Regions from separate parts of the Mus musculus genome. Here region 2 is linked to region 1. Evidence: chromatin loops called from intact Hi-C (ENCODE). Cell type or tissue: left cerebral cortex. All regions are shown on one strand. Links, peaks and the distances in the headings refer to the core of each region. The heading gives the core; the rest is flanking DNA. Region 1 overlaps Syt9 (synaptotagmin IX). Region 2 holds the start of Syt9 (synaptotagmin IX).

What was found. Hi-C counts contacts between places; a loop is a spot of excess contacts. Peaks named below come from ENCODE experiments on the same cell type or tissue, not always from the same donor. Only the 100,000 strongest peaks of a DNase experiment are listed, where the experiment ranks them.
Region 2: it touches region 1 in a loop (2.8-fold over the local background); 2 of 42 quality-filtered maps call a loop at or near these places.

The regions. Positions count from the first base shown.
Region 1 is chr7:107,496,032-107,511,493 of GRCm38, forward strand. Syt9 (synaptotagmin IX) reads left to right here. Exons shown (of 7, transcript NM_021889.4): 4 at 6,062-6,182; 5 at 8,131-8,302; 6 at 10,458-10,587. Among named protein-coding and RNA genes, the nearest start is that of Olfml1, 64 kb to the right of the region's middle. In left cerebral cortex, for the core only: no CTCF peak of the experiment used is centred there; DNase peaks (open chromatin) are centred at 7,953 and 9,289.
Region 2 is chr7:107,364,620-107,380,081 of GRCm38, forward strand. It overlaps Syt9 (synaptotagmin IX), which reads left to right and starts at 6,171. Exons shown (of 7, transcript NM_021889.4): 1 at 6,171-6,528. The coding sequence starts at 6,384. It also overlaps the pseudogene Gm19033. In left cerebral cortex, for the core only: no CTCF peak of the experiment used is centred there; DNase peaks (open chromatin) are centred at 5,942, 6,131 and 6,761; H3K4me3 peaks cover 1,736 bases.

The sequences.
Region 1 (15,462 bases), core at 4,807-12,806:
GACCTAGTCGACCCTCTCATGGTGAGATACTGCCACCTAAGTATGTCAGAGTGAGTGTCTGCCAGATTCAAACCAACCAAAGCCATTTTTTTTTTCCTTATGGGAATGGAAAGTGTCTCCATCAAGTTCGTCTTAGTGCAGTCATCATCACCGTCCCATCTGCCACTGCAGCACTGGGATGCAGCTGCCACTGCAGCACTGGGATGCAGCTGCCACTGCAGCACTGGGATGCAGCTGCCACTGCAGCACTGGGATGCAGCTGGCGTCAAGTGCATTCAGGTGAGGTGGGAGCTCTTCAGCCACCTCCCAGAAGCCTTTGAAAGGGAAGCCCTAGTCACATGAGAAGGTCAAGTACCCTGACATCCCCGGGCTTCTCCAGAGAGCGACAGCACTCTCCTGAATCAGTCCCCCAGCCCTGTGACTCCTCACCAGTGATCAGAGTAGTCTGAACCTGAGAGTCAGAGCTGTGCTGCAGCACATGCGCAGAACGATGTTGCCTCTCTGGGTAGCGCTGTAGAGGGGGAAACTGGGAGGATTCTAGATATTTTTGAAGGGAGAGATGACATGACTTGCAGATGTGGGAGGGTGAGAGGAGAGGAGGAATACAGATACAGTGACAATCAGATTTTTAACTTCAGCCCCTGGGAGGTTTTGCCACACTAAGATGGAAAGGGCTGGGTAGGAAGGCTGGGGTAGGTGAGGGACATGAACTCCATTTGTAGAGGACTATTAAGATGGAGATGCCTGTTAGACAACTTGCTAGGGGTCTGAAAACGACATTGGATGTATGAATCTATAATGCAAGGAGGAAAACGGGCTATATATCTAAATATTAGAACTAGTTAATATCCTATTAAACCAGAGAACTGGATACGAGAGTGCTGAGAACTTCTATCATTGACCACAAAGGACATTGCACATGTGTGATGTCAGTTACCTTGTCCATTCCTGGGGTCAAGGAAAGTTCTTCCTTAAGAAGAGCTAGACCCAGCCAGTATCCTTTGAGAACATGTCATATGGGGGGAAGCGTGGGCTGATGCCAGCCTCCTCCGCCACTGTGTGCAGGCTGCAGGTTCACTTGTGTCCCAGCACCAGCTCAGAAAGTGTCATCCTCCAGGCACACTTCCAGTGCAATTAATCATGTTAGTACCTATAAATAAAGTGCAACCAACAGTTACTTTAACAACGCATGCTAATTATCATCAGGATTGTCACTAAAAGGGCTCTTGCACTCGTGCTCGTGCTCTCTCTCTCTCTCTCTCTCTCTCGCTCGCTCTCTCTCTCTCTCACTCGCTCTCTCTCCCTCTCCCTCCCCCTCTCCTTCTCTCTCTCTCTGATTTATGCCCATTTTGCCACGTCTTGGGGTTATATCAGGAATATAGTTGGAGTATCTGAGAAGAGGGGATGAGCAGATCATTATTAACAGAGGCCATGTTACAAAAAGACCGGTTTTGTCCCTCAATATAATTGTGGCTGAAGATAAAGTACATCCAGAAGGGATCTTGTAACTAGAATTGCATATTTTTTTTTGAAAGGGGCACTTTAAACATTGGAGTTTCTTGGTGATCCTGTCACACTGAAGAATAGTATACTGACAGGAAAAATAGACAGGGGACCAGGCATTCCATAGCCTTGAAGCTCATTGGCCCTCAAGTGTGCGCCTTGGCTCTGTTTCCCCAGTGCTGGGGTTACACACCTGCTAGCATGCCGTGCTTTCACGTGGATTCTAGGGATCAGTCTCTGGTCCTCGTGTTCGCAAGGCAAGGACTATAGCACCTGAGCTACCACCGCAGTCCCTATGTGTTATTTAACTTTCATTATTATCAAATCTGTGTTGAGATATTAATTTTCCCGAAGGAGCTGAGAAGAGCTAACTGAAAGAGAAATGACACAGCTTATCTAAGATTAACTAGGCAGCTGAGGCTTTAATGGAGTTTCCACCAGTCACGCTGTATATTTAAGCTTCAGGAACTTTTAAATACAAAGATATAGACTACTTATTTTTAATGCCATCATTAAGATCGTTTTGTTTAAATTTGTCATCTAATAACTTGCTTTTGATTTCTGTTAGATCTCTCTCTGACCTTCCTGTATTTACTCATCTGTTTTCAACTATTAACTCTTTTCATATACCGATATTATTAGCTCATGCTTTTCATTTTTTAGCCACAAACTCCAATTATTTTGGTTCTTTCTTTGGAGTATGTGGTGCACATCCTTAACATATATAAGTCAACTTAAAGTGATGTTATTCCTCTCTTACTACATCATGCAAAACCCACACCATTTTAGTCTTTTGTCTTCTAGTGAGTAGCATCAGTAAAATGACAGTTTTTATAATATTTAGTTATTAATCCTAGGAATGACTCCAACAACTCACTCGAGGTACGTACCCAGCCTTTGTCCCAACAAAACATAAGGGAGTGAATATTGTGGTTAGCATAGTTTCCTGCAGCACCCTACTAGGATGTTGTGGAATGGGAAAGGAATTCACTAGGGGAATTCAGGGAGAACATAAAAATGCACTGGCTAACCAGAAAATGCAAACTAACGTTGACCACTCCAGGCACAGTCAGAAAAGGACTACAGATCGGCAGACAGAGAACTTACACTCCTGAGAATTTCCCAGTGTACCTTGCTGGCGGTGCTGCACTTGACCACACAAAGCAGGAGCCAATGAGGCATTTCTCTGAGTGGCATTTCCCTTCCCCTTGTATCCTCCGGGGCACTCAATACCAGGGCTTTCAGTACCAGCGATACTCCTGTATTCTGATTCTGGCTGGCTGGAAAAGAAGGCAGCCATCACACCACTTGTTTATATTTGACTCTCCTGAGCATTCCAGAAAATGTACCAAGAGTCTCATCAATCCTGTACACATCATTTGCTAAACCCTGGAACAAGTCACAGTTTGGAATAAGTAACTGAAGCTCACCTATGCAATGTTCTTGCAGATACCAGTAACAGATCTGAGTCCTCAGTCCGAAGTTGCTCCAGCTTGTGTCGAATATCCTCTAAGGAGCGCATTCACTTCTGGTTGGGAGGCATCGATTCAAGGGAATGTCCACACACACAGAGATCCACGGGTTCTGGATCCCAAACCTGTATCAGTTGATAGGGAAAAGCAACATTACCATCAAATGCAGCGATCTCCTAGCCCATCGAGGGATGATGGCTCCGAGTTCCCTATTGCAGATTCAGCCCTAAGACTCCGGGAGAACAATGCTGAACTTATAGCCAAAAAAGGTGCTCTCAGATTAAGGAAATGAGGGTATGGTGAGATGACCCAGTGGTTCAAAAGCACTTGTTGCTCTTGCAGAGGATACAGGTTCAGTTCTCAGCATCCACGTGGTGGTCCACAAACCATCTCTAATTCCAGTTCCAAGGGACCAGTGCATTGCTCTCTTCTGATTTCCATGGATACCAGACACATGGTGCATATATATATATATAAATACACACACACACATACACACACACACACACACACACACACACACAGGCAAAACACATGAATAAAATGAAATGAATATAAAAGAGTAAGTGAACAAATGATGACTGGATGCATGCTCTAATGGTTATCGACAGTGGTACTCTGAGGACGACTGGCATTAGGTGGTGTATATGGGAAAGGGGAATTTTATTTTTTACTGCTTTACTTAAATCTTTTAATTTTTGAATCTTACTATCATTTTATATTTTATATAATACTCATTTTAAATTTTCTGTGTGCAAGCATGTCAGTTTGTACACACGAGTGCAGGTAGGGAGGCATCAGTTCCCCTGGAGCTGTGAGCCTCCTGATATAGGTGTTGGGAATTGAACTCTGGCCCTCTATAAGAGTAGAATGCACTCTTAACCACTCAGCATCATCTTTATGCAATTATTTTATAGATAAATACTCCCATAAGTAAAATTTTAGAAAATGTGAACACACTGATTTCTTTTTTGAGGCATGGTCTCATGTAGCCAAGTCTGCTTTTGAAGTCCTTATGTGGCCAAGGAAGACTCTAAACCTGATCCTCCTGCCTCTACTTCCACCATCCCTGGTTTATCTGCATGTTAGACAAGTGCGGAGCCACATCCCAAACACACAAGATTTCTTTTTAAATCACTTGCAGATCAAAAACATTGGCTTTGATAAATGATTTGTTTAACTTACATGTTTTTAAAGATACAATCATGAATTTTAGTCTGGGAGTTTTGTTGTTTCCTTTCAAATCATGAGTATACAGCTTTACAAAAGAAATATTTGTGAATGAGATTCATGATGGGGAAAAAAACCACAACTCCACATACTTAGTACAGAAGGAATATGACACTTCACATTTAACTACGTGCCTGGAAAGCCAGGAGTAGGAAGAGTCTATTTCCCATTGCAAGTCTTTCAGAGTGAGGTACACAGTGTGAGCCCTCAGGAAATAGATGCTGAAAGAATTGATTATGGAACCTTCATGGGCATGATTTTGGCCACTTTTAGAATTACTTTCTCAAATTGGGATTCTCTGGGCAGGATGAGGTAGGACAAGAGAGCAAGGTACTGTGGAGAAGGATAATAGAATTCAAGGACACAGAGGTGGACTGGGTATAGAAAAAGAGAAGGTTGGACTCCTGCAGACGTGAGCACAGCGCCACACAGCAACAAGAACCTGGCATTTGTAAAACCTCACTCCCATGCAGTGCTCGCTCCTCAACATCTTACCACAGGGAAAGGTCTGGCCACCCAGGTGTCCTAGGGCCAAGGCTCCAGAAACCAGGACGGACTGGGCTGCAAGGTGGTGTGATTTATTTGCATGAGTCAGGCGATGCTTGAAGACACAGACCAATCCGTCTGCCTTAGCTACCAAACAGATCCCTTTGCCTCCTCCTCCCGTGGCAGCAGTCAAGGCAGGAGGTTGGCAAGGTGACCTTCCATAGCTGAATCTGTGCTTCCAAAAATAGAAACATCCTCCAAGAATCCAGAAGGGGAAGGGAGGCTGTGGATGTTAAGGGCTAGAACCCAAGTCCCCAAAGCATTGTCAGTATGAAACCATATTAATTAGACACGGGCACCCAGATCTATAACCTCGGGTGTCTCACAGAAATTGAAACTAAATGAACTGACTTTTTTTTTCCCTCTTCCTAGTTACACTCTCCTGGGCTTTAAGAAAAAAAGAGAAAGAGATTCATATTTTCTGACCTATTTGGATTGGCTGTACATTGCCCAAGGAGATGTCTTCCCCAGTATCCCAGTAGAGGGAATGGGAGCTCTTTGGGACAAAGATGGGATGTAGCTAAGTGGGACCTTGAGGAGCAGGCAGCAGGGCTTCCTAAATTCTGGCTTCTGAACTTTTCTCCCTGCATGGGTACTGTGCAGGACTAGGTTTGTGTCCGTCCCAGTGTGTCCAATTATGTGGGAACATGAGGTCAGGGGCTGCTATTACCATGACTATGCAGTATTCTTGTCCAGAGTTAATGAGGGATTAGAAGATTCTTTGAGCTCGTGGAACCACCTGCTATTGATCTACAGAGATTATTTGCAGTATTATACACATGGCAGTGTACAGTATGGGGGTAGACTGGGCTCCGCAGGAGTGTGTGGGGATAGTGTGGCTCATTTGAGGGCTCTGTGTAGAGGGGCAAGCATAGTGTTAGAGTGAAGCCCTGCTAGAAAGACCACAGACAGCCAAGTGGGGTTGTGAGCAGAATCTCTGAGCTCTGCTGGGGTGATCAGCCCCTAGAGGCTCCTTTTGTGTGGCTTTGCGCTGAGAACTATGACTCTCACAAACATGAGTAGAGTCACCTAGAGGGACACTCTGGGAATGCTGTGGAGCCTGTATGAGGTTGTACGTGCGGGTTGTGTGTGTGGTGGTTTTCTGTGGACACCCTCCTCCACTTCTGCTATCAACAAATGAATTGTGCTTCCAAAGATGTAGAGCCACCCCAGTACAGGGGTAGGGTTTCTGTGTCATGAGCTGAACCAAAAAAGCAAAATGTGTCCTTTCTAACACTGCCCTGCAGCTGAGCCTCCTGCACGTGGGCTGGGGATACTTTCTAATGCTTTGCTCTGTGCTTTTTGAACAGGATAATGTGGATCTGGGCGAGCTTATGTTTTCACTCTGCTATCTTCCAACGGCTGGCAGGCTGACCATCACCATCATAAAAGCAAGGAATTTAAAGGCGATGGACATAACAGGAGCATCAGGTGGGACGTTCTTCATCTGGTTCTGATTCAGCACATTATCAAGTTCCTATTATGGTACCTTGGGTCTGGATTGCCTAGGTTTAATCATGTTCCTACCCCGTCTAAGTGCTGCATGGCCTTTGATGAGTCACTTAACCACTCTAGACTTCAAATTCCTATCTGTAAAGTGAGAGTATGATTAGTATCTGGCCCATTGAGTTGTATGATTAACTGAATTAACGTGTATAAGATCATAAAATGCGTACGATATATTAAGATGCTACATGATGTAACTAGACTCTTGTGCCTTTCCTTTGCCATAATTGGGACTCAACCTACAGTTTACATATTCTGGAGTGGTCTACCTGTTTAGGCCTTCCCTCTGACATCATTATCTTAGGCTCATTGAAGACTAGAGACAATTCTGACTCCTTACAAATATGAAGTAAAGCTTATGGGGTTTTATTTTTTTCAGTGAACCAAACATATACCTTTACATTGTATACCCTGATACAAAATGTCTCATTGTACAGTTCATACTATGCACATTTATATCAGTTTTGGCCACCTGGTCACTATCACATAGAATACTGGCTCGTAGTCACTGAACTCAAAGAGCCTGAGATATACATTCTTTTGTTGTTGCTGGGATGTGCACTTTTGCATTTGTGTGTGTGTATGCACGTGCACCTGTGCCTATGCGTATGGGTATCTGTGTATGCACTTAGATATAAGGACCAGAGGTCAGCCTTTGGTGTCATTCCCCATGAATCATTTCTCACTAGCCCTTCACTGCTGTTCAGCCCTGCATCTCTGTGCCTAACTACATGATGCCCTCCCTGATTCCTCAGCCCTTCTGGAAGGTATTTCAAGCCAGAGGAGCTGTACTTTTTTTCCCACCTTGATTAGAAACAGCCTGGAGTATAGAACACATAGAAAATATCAACACCTTGGGGTAAATGCCATCCCTGACTTTGATTTCTGAGAAAGGTTCTCTCATTGAGACCTGGGCTCCATGGTTAGGCTATGGCTGCACAGGAAACGCCAGGGATCGCTTTGTCTCTACTTCCCTTGCACAGACTGGGATTATGAGTGCATGTCACCCACCATGTGCAGGCATGTCCATGGAAGGTAGGATCTCACTCCAGTCTGACGCTTGTTACTGACTGACATTTACTCCATCATGTTGTTATATTCTGTCCTATACTCCTGGCTGGTTCTAAGCAAGAAAAACAAAAACCAAAAAAAGGATACAACTCCCCTGGCTTAAAGTACCTTCTGGAAGGGATAAGGAGTCAGGGTGGCTTGTAGTTAAGTAGAGCGATACAGGAATCCCTTTTGAGCTGCATGGTACTGAGAGGCTAGTGGGACCAGAAGTGCCCCCTCCAGAAAGCAATGTCACCTGTCAGTCTGCCTTGGTTATGCTATAAATGTCTCATCCACTCTCATCCTAATTAATGAACAGCTTCTCCCTTTGCAAACACATTTCCAGGAGTCCCCAGTACTTAAGGCCATTCATGCACACAGGCTGCCCCATTTTCTAGGAATTCAGAACTTATAGAACTAGAAGCACCCCCCTGCTTAAAGGCCTAGTCTTTAAGCAACAATTTTCATGGGTAGCTCAGAGTTGGGATACTGAGTCTTATCTCCCACTCCTTAGCGATGTCTGATTGTCTTCCTTTCACAGTCAGGCTGGTCCTGAATTCTGGTTGGCATATTTTATAATTTGGTAACAGATGTTTTCACCCTATTTTTAAATTTCATGAATTCTGAGGAGACAGTGTCCTGTGCTTTTTCTTGAATGAATAACTTAATTGTTCTAAGTAGTCACTGCCCACATCACATATCACATGAATTAAAATCCTCAAACTCTAGACTCCAAACAGAGAAGGGGAGGCTTCCTGCACTGGCCACACATTCCCAGCGTCTCTGTGTGTCCTCACAGTGCCCTGTTCTCATGCCTGTGCAGATCCCTACGTGAAAGTCTCACTGATGTGTGACGGCCGGAGACTGAAGAAGAGGAAAACCTCCACCAAGAGGAACACGCTTAATCCCGTTTACAATGAAGCCATAGTCTTCGACGTCCCTCCCGAGAGCATCGACCAGATCCACTTGTCCATAGCCGTCATGGACTATGACCGGTGAGATGTCAGGAGCTCTTTCTCTGTGCAGTCTCACTGTTGTTGGGGCAGGATGGGCAGATTAGGGAGCAGCCACATGAGCAACCATATTAGGGAGCTCAGCTGGGGTCCTAGGATAGTGACTGAAAGGGCAGCATGTGGGAAGCAGGCTGACAGGGAGTCACATCATCCAAACCATAGTGCAGAATCCTGTTACTATAGTACTTCTAATATGCTCATCTCTCCCCTCCCCCTTTCTTATCTTCTCGTCCACCTTCCCACATGCCACCTTTCCCTGCCCATCTCTGCACACTTCCTGGTATCTCTCTATGAAAAACTACAGTCCCACAGGTCTTGTTTTTCATTGAGCAGTTCTGACTCCTTCAGTGGAAACACAGAATGATTACTTTAGCCACGCCACCAACGTTTCTAAATATATAACTTCGATCTTTTTTTTTTCCTTCTTGCACTGTTTAATAAAGATCGTTTCCGTCCACTTAAGTCTGAAAGCAAACACAGAAATGTTCTCTTGAAAATGCTAGAATCAGTATGGATGGCAGGGTACATTAAAATGTATAAGATGCTAGGCTTTTTAATTAATACAGCACAGAGGAGATATTTATAGCCTGCATTGTAGCCAATTGTGTATTTAAAGGACAGATTTGAAAAACAGTCATTTTAATATGCAAAGGAAGTACCAACAGGGAATTATACATGTTGAACCAGTCATTAGACTGAAATGCAAAGTCTCTTTTTAATTAGAAACCTCCCACGTGGTCTGGGCACAATTATAAAAGAAAAAATCAGTCTGACTTCTAATATAATCTTACAAATATTATTTGTAGCTAAAAATGTTTCCATCCACCTCTGAAATGTCAGCACAGCAGCCTCAGTGACCTCAATGCTTTCCAGTAGATCCCAACACAAAGCATGCCTTGTCTTCTGACACAGTTGCCCCTGATTGTGGCAGCCCATGCTGGGCACAGACGTTGCCCTGGCTTCTCTGGACACATACAACACCAGAGTGCCAGGTCCCAGGAGGGGATGCTGCCCACCAGCTGTGGAAGGCTAGGATAGCACTTCCTGAGCTATTGCCAAGGTTCCTGCATCAACAAATCTGATTATGTGATCTCTGCATCAATTCAATTATTAGTAAACTCGTCACAGTGGCCTGGGAAAACCCATGGCAGTAGGCACAGGGCCTCTGCAGGCATCTGATTTTAATGAGCACAGGCTTAACTGCCCCAGACAGTCCATCCCCACCTCTCCTTCTCCTCATGCAAATAGAATAGAAGCCATTTGTCTTGTCAGGGAGGAAAGGGAGGTTATCATGAAGAGTCCAAGGATGGGCCACATCCTTCCAGTTATTTCAAGGGACTTCTCCCTGCCCCCCACCCCCAAAGGAAAAAGTAAAATGACTCAACTCAGAATACTCACAGAAAGTTTCAGCCCTAAGTTTAAGGAGCTGGGTGTCTATCACAGTTAAAAACTCAAGTTGGCTCAAAGAACCAAAGCTGAGCGTAGAAAGAGAAGATGATGGCAGCAGTCTCTAATGAAACAAGGAGCAAGGAGACCCAGGAGCCCTCCCTGCCGGCCTTCACCGCACCATCCTCAGTTGCCTCTTGTGGAGATTTGAGTGGGTTCTACATCACTCCTCCCTAAGGGTTCCTTTTCATTCTGTAAATCTGGAAGCCTGCTTAGCCTTCAGAACCAGAAACAGTATCATGAGCAAATCAAGAAGTTCTTTGAGCAAAGGTTGTCAGGGCCAAATGCCGGTATTAGGAAACTTAGATACAGTATTGACCTAGTATACTAGGTCTTTCTGATGTTTAGTTTGGATTGTAGTTTTAAATTAGAGAAGTAGTTTTTAAAAAGATAGCCCACCGCTTCCGAACTTCCTCCACCCATCTGAGTTGTTGCTTTCAATCAGTGGTTCTCAACCTTCCTAAAGCTGTGACTCTTTAATACAGTTCCTCATGTTGCGGTGACCCCAACCATAAGATTATTTTGTTGTACTTCATAACTGTAATCTTGTTACGTATCGTAGTGTAAATATCTGATATGTAGGATATATGACACCCCCTCCAAGGGGTCATGACCCACAGGTGAAAAACTGCTGCTTTTACTTTAGCATACCAAAATTTTAAGAAAAAACTGTTGTGGCCCATTTTCACAGTGTAGGTCACAATGAGGTCATTGGCGTGTGCCAAGTAGGAAACGAGGCTGAGCGGCTGGGCAGAGACCACTGGAGTGAGATGCTGTCATATCCTCGGAAGCCCATCGCACACTGGCACTCTCTGATGGAGGTAAGACCTACCCCGACGTGGTCCACTCTGTAGATGACATGTTTTGCTGTTGAAATGCAGAGCTGTGAACAGCACAAATGTGCCAGGCTCTTCTATCCCCCGCACTGTCCCTGGTGACATTTCCCAGGGCACTTATGCCTTGCACAGGATATTCTCTCCACCAGCCTAAGACATTTGGATCAGGGACATTTTTATTGTCTTTTTTAAAGGAACAGTATTCTCTGACTCCATGTTACAGCTTTGAGTTGGCTTTTGGGTGGCATCTGGATGAGACAGAGAGAGCCCTCAATTTTTGAACTGCCTCTGGCTCTAGTCTGTAAGTCTTATGTTGCTTAATACTAGGTTCGGGTTTATTTAACCAAATAACAAAGCACAAAACAACAATGTGGAGAAAGTAAATTTTTCTCTTCCCTACATCTAGCAAGTCCAAAGGAAGACAGTGTGGCCCCATGGTCAACAGAAGCCTAGAATTCTCCCATCTTTCAGCTTAAGTGTCCCAGAAGTTACCTCATTATGCAGTGTGGCTACTGAGCTCAAAACCATCATAGCTTTCATGCCACAAAAATGTGGAGCAAGGCGAAGGGTCAGAAGAACACACAGCACTTCTTCCAGGGTTCTCTTTGAGATTTTCCAAGATAGTGGTTCTTATATGCAATGTAGTCACAGGACTTTGGAATTGTCTACTTTCAAAGGAAAGCAGTAAATATCTTCTTTTAATTATGTACCTAACTAGAAGTAGGGTTTTATTTGCAATGAAAGGGAGCATGCATGCATCCTGGCTGTCATCCTGCACCTGTCTCTCATCCACTCACTCCTCTGTCTCCTCTCATGCATTCTTCAGTTTGTCTCTGCTTATTGACTCGTTTACGTGGGCATTCTCTCAGCACGGATTTTCACTGAGAACTGTTTCTGAGGATCACATGCCAGGAAGACACATGAAGCACACCTGCAAATGAGAGGCCCCTTTCTTTGTAGCTCTTATAGAGACTGCAGGACAGACTTTTTTTTTAACACATAAATGTCTTTGCCTATTGGTCTGTTGGTGGTGCTCATGCAAGGGCACACATGTGGAGATTGGAAGACAACTTTTTTTTTTTAATTATTTTTATTACGTATTTTCCTCAATTACATTTCCAATGCTATCCCAAAAGTCCCCCACACCCTCAACCCCCCCCACTCCCCTACCCACCCATTCCCATTTTTTGGCCCTGGCATTCCCCTGTACTGGGGCATATAAAGTTTGCCTGACCAATGGGCCTCTCTTTCCAGTGATGGCCGACTAGGCCATCTTTTGATACATGTGCAGCTAGAGTCAAGAGCTCTGGGGTACTGGTTAGTTCATAGGAGGACAACTTTTGGGAGTTGATTTTCCCCTTCCACTTGGTGAACCCCAGAGCCTGAACTCGGGTCATTGAACTTGGAGACAAGTACCTTAACTCACTGGCCAGAGTGTATGAGATGGAGTGTGAGTCATTAAAGTGCATAGAGATAAGCTTTGTGACTCAGAGGATGAGCTACCAGACACATGGGGCAGGGCTCATTGAGGTTACAGGAGACTGGAGCTGCTGGGAATGAGAACCCCAGATAGCAAGCGAGGGTCATTGACCAAGAGTATGTGGGTTCCAGGCAGAGAACTTTCCTCTGTTCTTCCAGTGTAGGCAGCTTCTCCATGCATCAGCTCCCCGAAAGCATAAGAGATCACTGTCCAGTGTGGGTGGTTCCTGTGCCCTTGGCAGTGAGGTAAGTATGGTGGAGTAAACATGCAGGCAATTGTAGAGGAAGAGAGGCCCCAACCCAGGCCTGAGGACAAGGGGCTGCCTCCTTTGAAGGAACAGTACAGAAAGGCACTAGTTATATTCAATGATAGACCAGAGTCCCCAAATTTGCAGACCCCTGAGCATATATCTCTGCCTCTGGGCCATAGAAAGCAAACCTCTCTTCTGAAATCAAAATTAATCCCTAAGGGAGACCCCAAGACCTGAGAGCCGCTCGAGAAAGATCCAGGGAAACTCTGCCTCATTTCCTCAGCTCCCAGCGGAAGTCACAGAGTACCACATATGTGGGCTTAGTAAACTGCCCAGGGTTGTCACTGGTGAGTGGCAGTGGGAGCCATTGTAATCTACCTCCTGGACCCTTCACAGTCACTTTCTGCTTTAAATTCTCCTTTGTGGTCCTAAGTGTCAAAACTCTGTGACAGGTAACAGGAAAGGAGAAAGGTCTACAGGGGCTGGGGAATGAGCCCTGAACCAAGCAGAACTTTGTCTGTGGCCTTGGCACACAGGAACCCTTGGCAGGGTGTGGCATGCCAGGTATGGGAGCATCACAAAGCAGGGGTAGGAAGCTCTGTGGAGGCTTCTTCCACATTAGAGATAAGAAAGTCACACAACTTGGGTCCCTGGGAGGTGCTCCTTAAACCCTTCGCTCCAAGCCCTTTGCAAGTCTGTGTTCAGCAGTTACATAAGTGAGAGGGTTAAAGTAATGAAACTTGGGAGTCGTTTGTACAGTGGCTAGAACTACTTCAGCTAATACAATGGTCGTGTCTCCGTGGTTGCAAGGGAACTAAGGAAATGAAATGCCTGTGTCCCTGATATGAAAGGCGAGCGAAGCTGCTCCTTCTCTGCAGCCTCTTGCCTGTTTTGTGAAGTCACGTCCTGAACTATAGCCCCATCTCCAGAGGGGAAATGCTGCCTTTCCTTTTAAAAATAAACATGCAGCTGGCAAAATTAGGGCAATGGTACCAGATGAGATTAAAGAAGGTGGGCGGTGGACCGTGCTTTGTAAGCCACTCTGGATGGAGGCGGTCACAGGCAGTGCTGGAAATTGAGTATACTGGAGTTGGGTGGACCTAGATTCACACGCTGTGAGCCACATGCTGGTTGACTGTTCTTCACCTTTGCTTTTTCTCATCTGTAAGTTGTCGTAACTGCCTGTCTCTCATGGGCAGTTGTAAAGATTACAGTTTTTAAGGGGATGAGTGGGTTGAGATGGGGTTTCATGTAGCCAAGGCTAGCCCTAAGCTTGTTATATAGTGGAGAATAAAAAAAAGTGTGTGTGTGTGTGTGTGTGTGTGTAAGCATATATTATGGGGCACCGAGCATGCTTCATAAGAATGAGAATGAGTTGGGCTTTAGTGTGAGAGGAGGTTGGCCTGACAGAAACGCCATTCTGCTAGGGACTAAGGGACTAAGTTATAAATGACCACTTACTCCAGTAGAGACCTGGCTATCTACTCCAGGTTATAGCAAACATACCCTGACATTGCCAGGGTAGGTAGCAGATGGAGTCTTCAGAACCAATGAATTCAAAGATCCGTTTCTCTCTCTGGGACTTGGCATGGCTTCACTGCACACCCAAAGGTCAGCCAGTGCCTTCCTCTTTACTCTTTATAATGTCATTAGCTCAGAAAGCCGTGTAAGCTCTCCCAGAGCAATTTAACCTGGGACTTAGAGGTAAGAATGTCCCTTCTGTAGGACTGCAGGAGACCAGAGTGCTAAGGGCTTTCTAATCACAGCATCTTCCTCTGTGCATCCAAGATAAGATGGTGTTGATCTGGTCATATCCTCACACCTTCCTCACCCTCCTAACAGTCGAGGTGACCTACTTCCCAAGCCTCAGGAGATTAGCAGGCAATAATAGTTCAGGTTTTGCATAGCTCTCCTGTGAAGTGCTTTGTAATGTCTGGATTAAGACTTGGAATTATGGGAAACCAGATGTAGATGCCATGTGTTTAAATCATGCTTTACTTTTCTGAGATGATAATGACAGATAATCCAATAAGAATATATGGCAAAGTTCTTATCAGGATTCATATAATGTAATAATAACCCCATTTATATACTTATAACACATACACACATACATACATACATACATACATACATACATACATACATAAAGTTTTCTGGTTTATCCCAAGTTTGAAACCCTATGATCAGATGGATTGAAGCAAGAACTAAGTGCAAAAGTGGCCCCTGGACTAATATGAGCCACAGGAGCAAGAGGTTCCGTGTGTGTGTGTGTGTGTGTGTGTGTGTGTGTGTGTATGTATTCCACATTTATATATATAATATCAATCCAATACTAGGATGCTCAGTGTGGATTCATACTCTCCTAATATCTAGCCTTTGTACAGACATTTGCATCAGGCCAGAAAGGCTTTGTACAAGCGTGTAAAGATCACCTGATTAACCCTGCTGCACCCTTCCTCCCAGATAGTCCAATAGCACAGGACGTACTATAATGACCAGAGTCGTCTGTGTACTACACAGGCTCATTAAAGCTATAATTTTTTTTTCAGGGCTAAAGCTATAAATTTAATGCTGTGAGGAACCTAAACCAAACGTCAGTTATGGAGTCTTGCCTCAGTGTTGCATCAGTGCCCTGTTTAAAACATTTCTAGATACTTCTATCTAGTGTTCAACAGAGCCCACTTGGAGTCTTGCATCTACACATTCCCAGGAGAAAACATCTGATTTCCCAGGCTAGGTCAAAGAAAGGTAATTAGTAGCCCACTCCATCAATAGTGTAAGGACGATAGTTCTTGAGAAAGGTACCAGCAAGACAGGAAAACTCAATAGAGTGATCATGGCTGCTTCCCAAAGGTGCAGGTTGCTTAAACACTCTGAGCAAGTTGCTCTTCACCACAGAGGCAGGCGCTAGGAGCAGTTTTCAAGGAAGGATGTAAAGGAAAGGGTGCACGGAGCTGCAGGAGCCTGGGTGCCATCACACACCTGTCCAGTTACCCACTGACCTCTTGTCCCTGTGACTCGTGTTAGTCCAGCGGCCACCTTTGCACTTAGTTCCTGCCTCAGTCCATCTGATCCTAGGGTTTCAAACTCGGGGTAAACCAGAATTACTACTTCCTGCTCCCAGGCT
Region 2 (15,462 bases), core at 2,898-10,897, 130 kb before region 1:
AAGCTCACTTTAGCTAAAATGCACACAAGGTCATGGTCATCAACATTGTGGCTTCTAGTGTCATATCTCAGTCTATTGGAAGATATTTAGAACAATAAGCAGGTATGGAGTTGATATTTCTATCCTATTAATCCATTCTTCTGGAATATCTCCTGAAGGGCCTGACTCAAGGCTGCATGACAGTTAACTCTTTTAATAAATAGAAGCATTTAATTCCTAAATGATATAAAGTATAGTATATACATAAGTTAGTAACAGTCAGTTTTATACTTGGTAAGTATTATGAACTATACATAATTGTACACCCTATACTTTTATGTAACTAGCAATACAAGTAGGTTTGTTTATGCCAACATTGCCAAGATGAGCAATGAAGTGGGCTGTAACATTTTTATAGCTAAGACATCACTTGAGTGATAGGAATTTTTCTGTTTCATTATAGTCTATTCTTGAATGAAAATGTTATGTAGCTCATGACATCTCCCGGTCTGGGATGCTATGAATAACAGACTAAGAAATGTGTTTTGTACCAAGTACATTACAGTAGATTTAAAACAGCAACTAGAAAAGTATATAATCCTGGGCATGGTGGAGCATACCAGTAAGCTCGGCACTCTACATGTGGATGCAGGAAGATCATAAGTTCAAAGTCATTCAGGCCATATAGGGAGTTCAAGGTTTTCCTGGGCTACCAGGGACTATCAGATGCTAACAACTTCTAGCTATACTTCTACCTATCTATTTGTCTGACTATCTCTCTATCTATCTCTCTCTATCTCTATCTGCACATACACACACACACACACACACACACACACACACACACACACACACACACACCATGATAGTTAACAGCATAGTTCAAAATGCATTTACTTGTACTTTAATAGATTTAAATGCATTGCTTTGGGCAATTTCAATAACAATTCAGTTGTGAACATACTAGTATTATCTGATAAACTCCAGGTACACACATTTTTAACTTACAAGATGTTGGCTGTCTTGCAACTATTCTATTTTTTCAATACCTTAGTGTCTGTTTGATCCTAAGGACACTTGTTTTTATTTTATTCTAAAATTGTTTTGTTTTGTGAAGGGTTTGCCATCAGAATTTGAGTGATGTGTAAACCACTGCTACCTTGAAAGCAAAATGGGAAAAGAAAAGATATCAATGTTGTCAAGGCACACATAGATTCAGGCAAGTCCATCACTTTTCGCAATCTGAACTACAAATGTAGTGAACCTAACATAGGAACCACTGGAAAGTCTGAAAAAGAGGGCACTAAGGTGGGGAAAGGCCATGTCCAGGCCTCGGACAAACTGAAATCTGAGCATGAGCTTGGTGTCACTATTGTCATCTCCTTGTGGAAATTTGAGACCATTAAATATTAAGTGACAATCGTTGATTCCCTGGGACACAGTGACTTGATTAAAAACATAATTACAGATTGTTGTTGAATTTGATGCTGGCATTTCCAAGAATGGACAAACCTGTGAGCATGCCCTTTTGCTCATATACTGTGTGAAATAGCTCATTGTTGGTGCCAACGACGTGGATTCCATGGAGCCACCATACAGCCAGAAGTCAGCAGAACCTACATTAAGAAAATTGGCCATACCCTTGACCTAGTAGCACTTGTGCCAATTTCTAGTTGGAATGGTGACAACATTCTGGGTCTAAGCACCAGTATGTCTTGATTCAAGGAAGGTCACCTATAAAGATGGGTAAAGCCACATTGCTGGGAGCTTTGAGTTGTATCCTGCCACCAACTCAACAATTGATAAGTCTGCAACTGCCCATCCAGGATGTCTATACAATTGGTGGTATTGTTACTCTCACTGTGGGCTGAATGGAGACTGATGTTTTCAAACCTGGCATGGAGGTGACCTTTGTTCCAGTCAGTGTCACACAACTGAAATAAAGTCTGTTGAAATGCACCATGAGGCTTTGAATGACGATCTTGCTAGGGACAATGTGTACTTCAATGTAAAGAAAATGTCCTTTGTCAAAGATGTTAGATGTGACAGTGTTGCTGGTAGCAGCAAGAATGACCCACCAATGAAAGCAGGTGGCTTCATTGCTCAGGTGATTGACCAAATTAGCTCTGGCTTTGTCCCTGTATTGAATTGTCATATAGCTCACATAGCATGCAAGTGTTCTAAGCTTACAGAAAAGATTGATCTTTATTCTAATAAAAAGCTGGAAAGTGGTCCTACATTCTCGTAATCTGGTCTATGCAGCCATTATTGATATTATCTCAGGCAAGTCCATAGGTGTCAGGAGTTTCTCCAACTATTCCCCCTGGGTCCTTTTGCCATTTGTGCCATGAAGCAGTTTCTGTGGGTAGCATCAGAGCTGTAGACCAGAAAGCTACTAGAGCTGCCAAGGTAACCAAAATGCCCAGAAAATTCAGAAGACTGAATGAATATCATCCCTAACATTGGCTGTTCCAATCTTTATCAATGGTGTAGGGATGGTCTCAGAACTGTTTGCCTAAACAGCCATTTAAGTCATAGCAGAAGGCTTGTTACTGATCACAATGCACTGTAAAAACCTTCAGAGGGAAAGGAAAATGTTTCGTGGACCATTTGTGCCTCTGTGTTCAGTTTAAGTTATTAGTTTGTAAGACAGTATTTTTTGTTCGTTTTTGAGATTATAATTTAATTACAGCATTTCTCCCTTCTCTTTTCTCCCTCCAAGCCCTTCCTTCCATAAACCTGCTCAACTGTCCTTCAAATTCATGGCCTCTTTGTTTCACTAATTGTTAGAGAATGTATATATGTACATTCCGTGTACGAACACACACACACACATATACACACACATTCACACACACACACACACACACACACACACACACTCCTAAATATAACGTGCTCTCCCCAGGTGAGGGTTACCTCTCCTGCTCCTAGCCTCACTCAGTTGCCTGTTGTTCTTTGTGTAGGGGTGAGGCCTAGTGGGCATTTCCCCATCCAGTTTGGCCTATCTATTGGTGTTATTCTTGTTCAACTTTGAGAGGTCATATTGATGAGATTTTATGACCATAGCTTCTAATGTTGCTAGGAGACGTAATCACACAGCAAACTCCCTGATTCTCTGGCTCTTACAATATTTCCACACTTCTTCTGTAATGTTCCCTGAGGTTAGGTGCAGGAATGTTTTGTAGGTGTGTCAGTTGGGCTTGGACTCCACAACTCTATATTGTGCTTGCTTGTGGTTGTCTGGATTTGTTTCTGTCTGTTGCGAACAGAAGTTTCCTTGGTGAGGGGTGAAGACTATACTTATCTGTGGGTATAAGGATAAATGTTTAGAGATTGTTTTCAGGGATCATGTTGGTTTAGTACCTTAGTAACTGTGGAGTCTCCTCTACTAAGCATGACTTCCCTAGCACTGAGTAGTTAGCTAGGTTTCTAGTACTAGGCATGGCACAGTACTCCTGCTGAGTGGGTGTTAAGTTCAAGTAGAGAGCAGTTTGTTTCAACTTGATTAAAGGTGAACAACTTGAATGAAAACCTGTCAAAAAATTCTGAGACTCATTAAAACAAGTTCAATGCAAAAACATTTTTTTTGTTTCCTGATAGCAGCCCAAGCTGGCCTCAAACTTCTGATCCTCTGGCTTTTACTTCCTATGGGCAGTGATTACAGGCATGCAGCAGGATGCTTAGCTCTAAGGACATACCTGAGATTCCCCTCTACCTTTAAACTCTAAACCTGACGGTTGTCAATCACTTCTATCAAAGTCCTCCTTGGACTTCTGTACATTGCCTTCTAATTCTTCTAATTGCTACTTTTCATCCTCTTGTTGAGTTATCTTTAAAGGCTGGAGTTATCTCCTAGCCACCTCTCCTGGGAGTAACCTTCCATGTGGCAACTCACTTTCTCTTTCCCATTAATGACCACAGACCCCTGTCATGCAGCTCTAGGCTAACATCTATGTGCCACTAGAGACCCACATATGTCCCAGGTATGCTTTTGAATCTGGGGAGATTTCAGAGGGTTTTTTATGTTGTGGTTTGTTTTTCTGTTTTATTTTAGGGTGCAAATTGTTTTTCATGTTTTATATTTTGAGTCTTACTGTGTATCTCTGGCTAGCTTGAAACTTGCTATGAAGACCTGGCTGGCTTTGAACTTGAATGAATTCTTCTGCCTCTACTTTTCTGAGGACTGAGATTACAAGTTTGGGCTACCAAACCCAGCACCCCTCTTCACATGTTGCTACTTTTCTTTCTTTCAGATTCTATCCATTACAGTCTTCCTAATATTTAAAATGCCTTTCAAATTTGACTGTTTCCCAAGTCAGCATTTGCTTCTGTCTGGTCTAGGCTATCACCAGATTTTAATCTCTTCCAGTTATTACTAACGGAATTCACAGCTTTCAGCTTTCTGACATCATCTCATAAGAGTTACACTGCTATTGGTTTGAACAAGCACTTCCCCTCTTCATACACCATCCTTCTCTGCGTCATGGCCATTGGTGGTCCCCCCTCCACCCTCCCCCCCTTTGGAAGAGCACCTGCTCAGTCTCCTGGACTGGCTCGTTCTCAGCTGGTTCCCTCCTTCACAGTGTGCTGTGTTTGTCTTAGGTGTTTTTGTTTGTTTGTTTGAGGCATGTGTTGCCCAGACTACTTCAGAATGTAGCCAAGGATGACCTTGAACCTCAGAGCACTCGGATTGCAGGCTTATGCCACTATACTGGGTTTGTTTGTTTCTAGATGAAATCCAGAGCCTTGAGTATGGTAGATAAGCAACTCTTCCAATTAATCTGCACCCCAGCCCTGGGCCTTAGTTTTAAAGGAAAAAGTTTAGGAAGTGGGGAAAAAAAAAAAAAACCAAACAAACTAAAAATAGAAACCCAAAATAGACTCTACGTGCCTTTCCACAGCTATCTGGATTTACCTTTATAACTACAGCTGCCCATTCTCTATTACTCTAATATAAACTCCACCAAACCCAGCACTGCTCACCACACAACTTCAAGTTTTGTCTGTTGAGCAAATATTCCTTATTTGCAATATGATTCTTAGACAGCACATCCTTATGGGTAAGAGTCCTAGCTAATTGTTCTAGAATGAAGTTTGACATTAGGATTACATAAATATGTAAGAGAATCAGGGAGAAAGAAAAAGAGGAGCGGGTGGATGAGAGGCAGGGAGAGAGAGGGTGGGGGAGAAGTCTCTTATGAACTTAGGCAAGTACCACCTCTCTTGAGTCTGTTGTTTTAGTGGCAGCGTGGAGATCACACACACACACACACACACACACACACACACACACACACACACACGTTTAAGGCTCTCTATCTAGAGAATTAAATGAAACTATACAAAAGGCTGTGGCACAGTGCCTTGGGCACACAAACAAGCTAAATAATTTGTGGTTATTTCTGGGCTGAGTGCCTAAAAAAATGAAGAGATGGGTAGATGAGAGGTGACTGAGGTCTTTCCAAACATCCACAAATTCTGGATCCTCTGTCTCCTGTGCCAGGGAAATGCTGGCAACCTTCGCATTTCCAATCAGCTTCTTAGAAAACCAATCAGGACCTGCAAAGCTCCAGGTGAGCCTCAGCGTCTTTCCGGAGGGCCATACATCTGTCCTCATTTCTTATCTGAGCCTCCACCTTCTCCAAATCACCATCACGCTGTGCATCCATTCTTTGTTGGAAAATCTTGGCTCTAAACCCCGCATTTGGGCGCGTGACACCCCTGGGCCCGCGGTTTCTGCTCAGACCGCGCTTTCCAAGTTTAAAGAAGGTACTGAGATCTCGGCAGGTGTAGTCTACCCTCCAGCCTTCGCTCCATACAACCGAGAACGTGCTTTGGACCCACGCGTGGCTCCAGAGCCCTGAGGGATGCTAGGTTTGCATCTGGGCGGAGAAATGGGGTGCCAAGAGCGTCTAGCACGCGCACCAGCTCGTACTTCCTGATCCTGGGCGCGGCCGCTCACAGCGCAGGGTCCGGAGCGGAATCAGGCGCTTCTCCTGCAGTGGGCGAGCGCCCCCGTCCCGGGTCCCTACCTGGCGCGCCTGCTCTGCGGCGGCCGCGGCAAACCCCCGCCCGCGGCGCGCACCCCTGACCCGGCCCCGCCCCCGGCGGCCGCGAGTAGCGGGCGGAGCGCGGAGAGGCGCGCTGGGCTGTGCGGCGCCGCCTCCCCTCCGCGCCGAGGGAGGGACGAGGGGCCGCGCGGGAGACGGAGAAAGCCCGAGCGAGCGGCTCTCCGAGAGCTGCATGCAACCGGTGGGAGGCCGACCCGGCTGGCGCTGCGGCTCGGGTGGGGAGCGCGGACCGGCCGGTGGCGGCGGCGGCGGCGGCAGCTCTGAGCTGGCAGGCGGAGGGCTTTCTCCCGCGCCCGCCTGCCCGGCGCGGTCCGAGGATGCGGGGGGGCGATGCCCGGGGCCAGGGACGCGCTCTGTCACCAGGCGCTGCAGCTGCTGGCCGAGCTCTGTGCCCGAGGGGCCCTGGAGCACGACAGCTGCCAAGATTTCATCTACCACCTGCGGGACCGTGCCAGACCCCGGCTCCGCGACCCAGGTAAGCGCGGCCGCCGCCGCTGGCGGGCGCGACTCGAGGGCCCTGAAATGGGGACTTGGGGACCTAGCCAGGGCCTGAGGCAGGAGAGCGACGCAGACTGGAGGAGGGCAATGGGTGACCATTGAGCCCAAGTAGGTCTCCACAACCAGCGCACCACGGCCTGATGCTGGAACCCGGCGAACTCGGGCGGAGGCTGCCGCGCGGAGGCCGAGCCAGGGTGGGCTGGGGCAGGCTTGGAGGAACCACGCCCGCCACCTGCGCTGGGCTCCTGGGGGCGGCTCCTGAGCTCGGGGCTGCGCCCGCCACTTCACTCGCGAGCGCCCGGGAGCCAGGCGAGGCCACGGAGGCCTCGGAGCTGGGAGTGGGATCTGAGAGCCAAGGAAACTCTGTGAAGTTGGGAGTTTGGCACAGCCGGGCTGATTTCCACCCGAAGCTGCTCAACCTGAGTGCCCAGTTTCCCCCCAGGCTCTACTGTGGAAAGGACCAGACAAGATCTTGTCTGGGGCCGGGCCCCAGAGTCACACGACTAGAGCGGCTGGGCCTGAACCCTCTCCTTTCATGTCTCAAGGTGCTTAGGCAATGAGGCCTTGGCTCCCAGTTTGTCTCGCAGTGATAGCTTGGCACACTAGAGTGGTGGGCTTGCTGCAGCTGGCAGTTGTCCTAGTGAAAGTTGTGAGGCTCCTAACTTTGTAAAGTTCGCTTACTTTGGCATCTGACCAATTAAGGTCAGAGGAAGGTGTTTTATTTGAGCAGTTTGCAAGTCCTACTGTTTTCTTACTCATCATTGGGCACTGGAAAGATGCATTCATTCCTTTTGGATATTTCCTGAGCATCTTCTAGGCTGGAGGACTCATAATCTCGAATATTTTTCCAGTCTAAGTGTTTTAAATGTTAAAAGGCAAATCATGGTTAGACTGTTAAAAGAGGGATGAAAGAATGGCCTTTGCCTTGATGTTCCTGTGTGCAGACATTGGCAATAAGCAATTGCTGTGCAAACAAGTAAATGTGAGCATTTCTCATTTCAAGCCAGTTCATTCTATAAAAATACATTTACAAAGGATAAAGAGTGACTTGACTTTTAACTAGGAACGAGCCCATTTAAACAACCTACCTTTAATAGGACAATGCTCAGTGTGTGTGGCAAAGGCAGGTGTTAAAAGTTTGTCACATTTTTCTGTACTCAGAGGATCTATTTTTTTTTCATGCTCATGGTTACATTAATAAATTTCTCAAATGATCTCCAATCTTTTACTCCAAAGGGGAGAATTAAGTGGAGAACTACAGATTGCAGTGATTTCCCTGGAGGCTTGGTTGTCCAGCTTCTGAGTGGCTCTTTGATGGATGAGCGTGTGCCCCACAGACCACAGATATGAATGGAAGTGCCTCACCTCCCCCCAGGAATCCCAGAAAGATGCTCTGAGTGTGGGGTGTTCTGTGCTTACATAGCAGGACCAAGCTCATTATTAACACACTTTTCCCAAAGCTCATGTTAGTACTGACACCTCTCTTTGTGTTCCTGCCCCTGTGAAGCAGATTTTCCTTGTTATCTCAGACAAGTTGTCATCTTTGGCTTTACAAGAGAAGGGGGATGCAGCCTGTCTCTGAATTGGGCTTTAATAAGCCACATCTTTCTGGTCAGTTCTCTCTCTCTTCCATTTAATGAAGTGACTGCTTCCCATGTGCCTAGACTCTCCCAGTTTCCACACTGGGTGGGCCTGAAGGAAGAGTCCCAAGCATACTCCTTACAAGAGGAACTCTGGTTCCTGAACTGGGAAATTGCTTTCAATGACTGTCTTGCTGTTCCCTGACTTCCTGAAAGCTGTGTTCTGCTTAAACTAGGGCACATGGCTTTGAGGTAGCTCCTGCCCCTCTGGCTCTTTTCATTGTGTCAGGAAGTAGCCTGAGCTTGAGACAGGAGAAGGGCCCTGAAATTAAGAAAGTGGGAGGAATTTATAGCCAAAGATGCATTTAACACACCACCCTCTCTTTCAGGGCACATCTGCTCAGTCCAGACCTCCCCATCCCTCTCCCTTCCTCACCTTGCTCACAGTAATTCTTACATACATCTCGTGAGTGCATGTCCTTTCCTCTGAAGCTGTTCGTGCAAACCAAGAGTGCCCTTAATCTCTGAGCCCTAAAGATGAGTGGCTGAAGAGGCTGCACTGCGCATGCTAGGTGAACGGCTGTTGGGTAGTTTGACCCAGAACAGCTATGGACAGCTGCCCTGATGGGTCCCCAGAGAGTCCTCTCTGTAAATGGGTGACTTCCTTTTCTGTGAAAGAACCCACGAATGCCACGTTGCAGCCTTGTCTGCCTGATGCTTATCCATGGCTCCCCCATGGTGGCTGTTTTCTCAAGCGCCATTAAAGATTTGAGTTATAAAGGGAGAAAACAAGCAATTCCCAGCAGAGTGGCACTGCATCTGGGATGATTTCCCCCCTTTTCAGAGATGGGGTAAGACAGGCTCACAAGCCAGCGGACTTGAGGCACCAGGAAGAGCATGTGGAAGGCTCGGAGGCAGAAGCATTGTTGCTGTCACTTAAGAAACACTCACTTCAGGTGCGGCTGGAGGTGGAGTGTGGTAAGAAATCTGGTCAAGGGTTAGATAGGGCAGATCTTGTAGGGCTTGTAAACTATTAGAAGGACTTTGCTTTTTACTCTGAATTAGATTCGACCATTAGACGTTTTGGAGAAGTCTCAGCCAGACTGCTGTGTGAGAAGATACTGTATATAGAAAAGCAAGAGTGAAGTTAGTGGTTTGTTCCAGAAACCAGGAAGGGGTGCAAAGTTCAGCATGGCCCTAATGGAGGAGCTGAGCTGTAATGATTAGGGACCACCTTGAATGTTCCACCGCTAATATTTGTTGACAGGAGGCATCAGGGGGACGAAAAGAGCTGAGGATGGTTCTTGGCCTTCCGACCTGAGCAACTCCGTTTGCTGAGCAGCAGGTTTCAGGAAGAGGCTTGGCGTAGGGAGGGAATCAGGAAGGTTCTCTTTTGTGTCTAGCTTTTTGTATATAACTGAGCGGACCATGCCCCTTTAGTTAGCCAAGCCGTCCTGCATCTGAGTGTTGCTTAACATTACCCATTGGCCCAGTGCTCAGTTTGTAACTAGAGACTTTACTGTCAAGGGGCTGACTTGTGCCATGCATTCGTGGTTTTGAGGGTTTTCCCTTCTAGAGAACTGAGATGTCTCCTTGTTTGTCTTTTCTTGTCACAGTAGGGACTGAGCCCATGGCCTCTTGTTCCACTGCTGAGCCTCATCCCCAGCTTTCACTGATCTTGAGTGTATCCTTCCTTTTTTCCAGTCTGCATCTTTAGCTGTTGTTAGGAGGGAAGGACCAGAAGTCCATTGCATTGTTTCTACATCTAGAAAAGGATGGATGTTGGGACGCACTTCCTAGTTTCAGATGTGTCCTATTATTCTTCTGGTCTCTACCCTGTGGGAGGCTGACGGGGTTGCATGGATTCATCATGGTCATGTAGGTTGGTTCACTTAGTTCCCTTGGTTCTCTTGTGTCTTATGCGCAAAGCACTTGTCCTGCGCCAGCAGCATCTGGATCCAAGTGGTAGATAGGTGTGTAAGATTTCAGGCCTGCTCCATGCTTACCCAGTCTGCACCTTTACTTTTGTAGGATCTTCAGGCGAGGCACTGGCACATTCATGTTCTTTTTTTTTTTTTTTTTTTTTGAGACAGGGTTTCTCTGAATAGCCCTGGCTGTCCTGGAACTCACTTTGTAGACCAGGCTGGCCTCGAACTCAGAAATCCGCCTGCCTCTGCCTCTGAGTGCTGGGATTAAAGGCGCGCGCCACCAGGCCGGCTACATTCATGTTCAAGAAGCATGGTTAAAATGATGGGCATATATATAAGGAAAATGAAATGCAGAAACTGAGGCTAGCCCACAGCCACACTTTCAGCTTACACAAAGAGGCGGGCTTAAGTCAAAGTAGCATGTTAGCTAGTCATGGCACAGTTGCAGGTGTCCCTCAGTATCTGAATGACATTGGTTCAGGAGTCCCACAGTGGAACAGTCTGAGGATGGTCAAGCCTACCATACAAAATGATTTAATGCTTGAGTGTACCCTATGTACATTCCCCCATGCACTGTAAGTAACCTGTTGGTTTTCATACCTAATAATGTAAATGACATGTTAAGTTGTTACCATATTATTTACAGACTAATGGAAGGGGAAAGGGCTGGCTATGGTCAGTACAGACACAATTTCCCCCAAGCATTTTTTAATCTACAGTTGTTTAATCTATGGATTTGGAGGCCTTTGACCCAAAGAGCTGACTCCACTCAGAACTCAAAAGTCATCGTCAATGGAGACAATACTTCAAAATACCCATCCTTTTACCCGGCTTCTCTATTCTGAACATGTACAGTGGGCTAAATCCTCCAAGTATAGCTTAAATTGTGCATAGTTAGTCACCTTAGTATTTTGATTATGAATTCTTTATCCAGCCTTAGTTTCCATTCATGGTCCACTGTTATGTTCTGGAAGTATTTCTGCATATTTTCAAAAAAAAAAAAAAGGCCTAGAAAATGTTTAGCAGCTGAGTTGTGAGACAGAGCTTTAATGTCACTTTGTCAGTGGCTCTCCCTTGCAGCTAACTTCACTATGTCATGGAAAGCAAGCTCTACTTCCGCGGTGGTCAGGTTTGGCTGCATATTGAGGCCAACCTGGGCTGTATGAGACTCTGTCCCAGGGTCAGAGAAACCCTTAAGGATTCCAGCAGAAAGAAGAATATCAGAAACCTAGCAATGACTGGGCTGTAACCTAGACCAGTTAAACCAAAGTCTCAGGGGTGGTGGTACCTGGGATTGGTGTTGCCTTACATTTCCTGGTTGAGGCTGATTTACAGTCAGATAGAGGAAAACCTGTTATAACCATAGACCACGGCAGAATCCACTGAACTCAGCTCAGCTCATGTTCCCTTACTCTAAAAATATTTTTAAAGTGACTTAAAAACCCAGAGGAATTTGACTGCTGCCTTTGGTATAGCTACTACCCATATGAGTTGATTCTTAACTTACTTTTGATAATATTTTGCCAAGTTTTTATTTTGAGGACTTTTTTCTTTCTCTCTCTCTCTCTCTCTCTCTCTCTCTCTCTCTCTTTCTTTCTTTCTTTCTTTTTTTGGTTTTTTGAGACAAGGTTTCTCTGTATAGCTCAGGCTGTCCTGGAGCTCACTCTGTAGACCAGGCTGGCCTCGAACTCAGAAATCCACCTGCCTCTACCTCCCAGGTTCTGGAATTAAAGGTGTGCGCCACCACTGCCGGGCCTTGAGGACTTTTAATGAGTATCAGAAGACTTGATTGTGTCCATCCACTTTTAAGGTTGAAAAAAAAAAAACAACCACATTAAAAGCTAAATGTGGTGACATACATCGTGTATTTATAATCCCAGCTCTTAGTAGATAGAGACACCAGATCAGGAGTTCAAGGCCAGCCTTAGCTTCTTAGTGAATTTGAGGCCAGTCTGGGCTTTATGAGACCTTGTCTCAGAATCAGAGAAACCAACCAACCAACCAACCAACCAACAAACAAAAAGTACATTGAGAAAAACCTTGCGAGAATAGTATTTTATTAAAGAACCAGAGTGTCGGACTTCACTGCTAAAACCTCATATAGAGTGACAGTGACCTCTCTTATCAGGAGGTGTGTGTGGAGAATAAGAATTAAAGATAGTTTTTAAGGGGAAATCTTCATAATCGTTGTGATTAAATACAACACTTAAGTCAGACTTTCCAAGACAGTAAAAAGAATCATTCTTAAAACACTGGATTTTTTAGGAATAGTTATTGGTGTGATTATGCAGTGGGATTAATTTTTTTTAATGAATGTTAATTGCAATGGGAAGTAGTCTTCCAAGAAGTGAGTGGCATATGAATGTTCAGTGTGTGAGGGTCTAATTTGCATTTACTTCAGTGACATTTTAGGGTTTCTGCATAAATATTTTATTTAAACAAGTGTGTTTTTATCTCTGTGGGATCCCTCTACATGGACCAGTGAGTGGTTTAGTCACGAGGTAACTATCTCGAGAGAGAAACAAAAGCAGAACCTGGTGCAGGCCCCACAGGCAGGCTCCTAGCCAGCTGCCTCTTTTGGAATAAACAATCAAAGGCACAGACTTTGATGTGGGCCAGCGTCTCAAGGAAAGATGAAGCTGTGGATGGAGGAACACCCGTGGGGTAGTGCACAGGTGACACCACTGGAAGGGAAGCGTGCTGGCATCCCTGAGTGTGAGCAGGTGTGCTTGCCATGTGGTTGGCTAGGAAAAAATACACACATCTCTTCTTCAGGTGCATACAAGGGGACTGAGTCAGGAACGCAATCGCACTGTGAAGAGGGTACGTGTGGAGTGTGTGTTTCTGTATTCTAAAAGAAGTCACAACTTGAATTATGCAGATGTTTTCCCAGTGGGAATTGATCTTCCTGGGAGTTCTCACTGTGTATCATAACTTTTCTCTCTCTCTTTTTTTAATTTTATTTTTTCTTTTTAGGGGGAATGGTGATCTCAATGAAGGTCAGGACTTAAGCTCAGTGTGTAGCTGAGACTGACCTTGAGTTCCTTATCCTCCTGCGTGATGGGATTACAAGCAAGCACTGTCATCTTTCCAGTTTTTACATGTATGTCATGGTCGAAGCTATGGATATGACTTTAGACCAAAGCAAACTCAGAGAAGCAGGCTTTGAAGGTGTATTTGAAACCTTCCTGGATGCTAGTGCATAGATTTTATCACACGACTTCATTGTGCATAGAGAAGGAATCAGGACCTTGTGCCTTGTAGATACACTGTTGGCAAACTAAGGAACTGAACTGTATCTCTAGACAAAGGGGTGTGTGTGTGTGCGTGTGTGTGTGTTTGTGTGTCTGTGTGTGTACTCGTGTGTGTGTGTGTGTGTGTGTGTGTGTGCATGCACACTTGCACATGCGTGCCACATGGGCACTAAGTGATTTTTGAGACAGGGTCTCACCATGTAGTCCTAGCTGTCCTGAAACTCAATTTGTAGACCCTTCTGGCCTCAAACTCACAGAGGTTCCTGGTTCTGCCTCCTGAGTGGTGGGATTAAAGGCATTTGCCACTAGGACCGGTTTTATTCGTTTGTGTTTTAAGACAGGGTCTTGATCTCTAATACAGGCTGTCCGGCCTTGCGTGTACCTCATGGCTGACGCTAGCCTCAAGTCTAAATTGATCCTCCTGCCTTAGCTTCCAAAGTGCTGATAGTAAAGAATGTGTCACCATGACTTTACATGAAGAGTGTATAGCAACACTGGCAGGAAACGTTTTTCTATTTATTATTTCTGTGTATATGTGTGTGCTACATAAGTTTATGTGCAGCACAGCAAGCAGGACTCCTTGGATGCCAGAACAGTATTGAATGCCCTGGAACTGGAGGTATAGGCAGATGTGAATCACCCTGTAGGTGCTGGGTCTTTTGCAAGAAGAGTAAGCATTCTTAAATGCCAAGCCAAATTGAAAAAGAAAAGAAAACAAACAAAGGGACTCCACCCAAGGAAACTGTGTGATAAAGTGGACTGGACGTGAGCTTTAGAGCCAGAGTCTAACCCTACACTTACTGGTTAGTTTAGTGACCTTGTGCAAAAGATTTCACTCTCTATTATTATTTGATAAAATGGGAGTAGCCTATTGAGACAGTTCTCTGCTCAGAATAAACACTCAGGTATCTGGTTGATGTATACAGGTCGTGGTTTCCTGCCTGTTTTCCTTTCAGTGGTGGTTCATGGCCACTTCCCCCCCTCTATTTGAAATCACTTGCAGGCAGCGTTTCTAGTCTACTCTTTTGTAGACATAGCATTTTCTTACTTTTCAAAACTGTGAGCCTTTCACTTCACCTAATGGATTGCTAGTATCTGGATTACTATTACAGGATCCAGGTAAAGTACTGGACGTCAGTTCAGTTTAAAATTGAGATAAATAGTGTGTAATGCTGCATGGATCATACCTAGACAAAGTAGTTAGCTGTTGTTTTCTGAAATTCAATTTGAACTGGGCATCCTATATTTTCATTTAATTAGGTTGGCAAGGAAACTCAGTATATCATAATTCATATCAAATACTTATAATAAATACTGAGTAATGTTAGCCATTATTTCTATGATTATTGTCCAGTTATAATAATTATTGTTGTTGTGATTGCTACATATCTTCCAAAGAATGAATATAACTTTTTTACTTTATCATTGCTTTAGAATATTTTATCTTTTAGTTTTTCTGTCTTTTTTCCTTTCTTCATTTCTGTTACTTTTTGTAGTAGTTGTTGTTGTTATTCTTTGTCTTTTGAGACATGGTCTCACTATGTAACTTAGGCTAGCCTCAGACTCACTCTGTAGCCCAGGCTACCCATTAACTCATGGCAGTCCTCCCACCTCCCTTCTGATAATGCTCTGATTATGGGTATATGTCACCATGCTCAGTGAGTGATGCTTCTGTGGTTTTTTTCTAGTATGATAATAATTCCCATCTATACTTTCCCTGCTTTTCTTTCTTTTGAAATAATAATGAGTTTAAATTGATTTCTAGTGGACCTATGTCATTTAGTCCTGTTACATATCAGCAGTAAATTTACTGTCAGTGGGAGAGACAACATGAGCAGGAGGTTGCTGATTCAACAGGATTGAAGTAGCTACCTGGTGATTTTAATTTGTAGTTTGTCATTGGTAGAATTGAGTGTTTTGACTATGTTAGGCCTCGTTAAGTAGTTCCTCCCCGATGAATTTTCTGTTTATTCTTGCCAAGGTACATTTGTGTGTTGTTGGGTTTTAGTTGTTTTGTTTTGTAATCTTGATGCTTTTCTTATAAATTTGCATTTATTAAAATATAAAAGCTCAATCAAAATAGCTTATTGGGGAGCACTGTATAGTGACTTAATTAATTCAGATTGACTAAATCCATTGTACTGTGCAT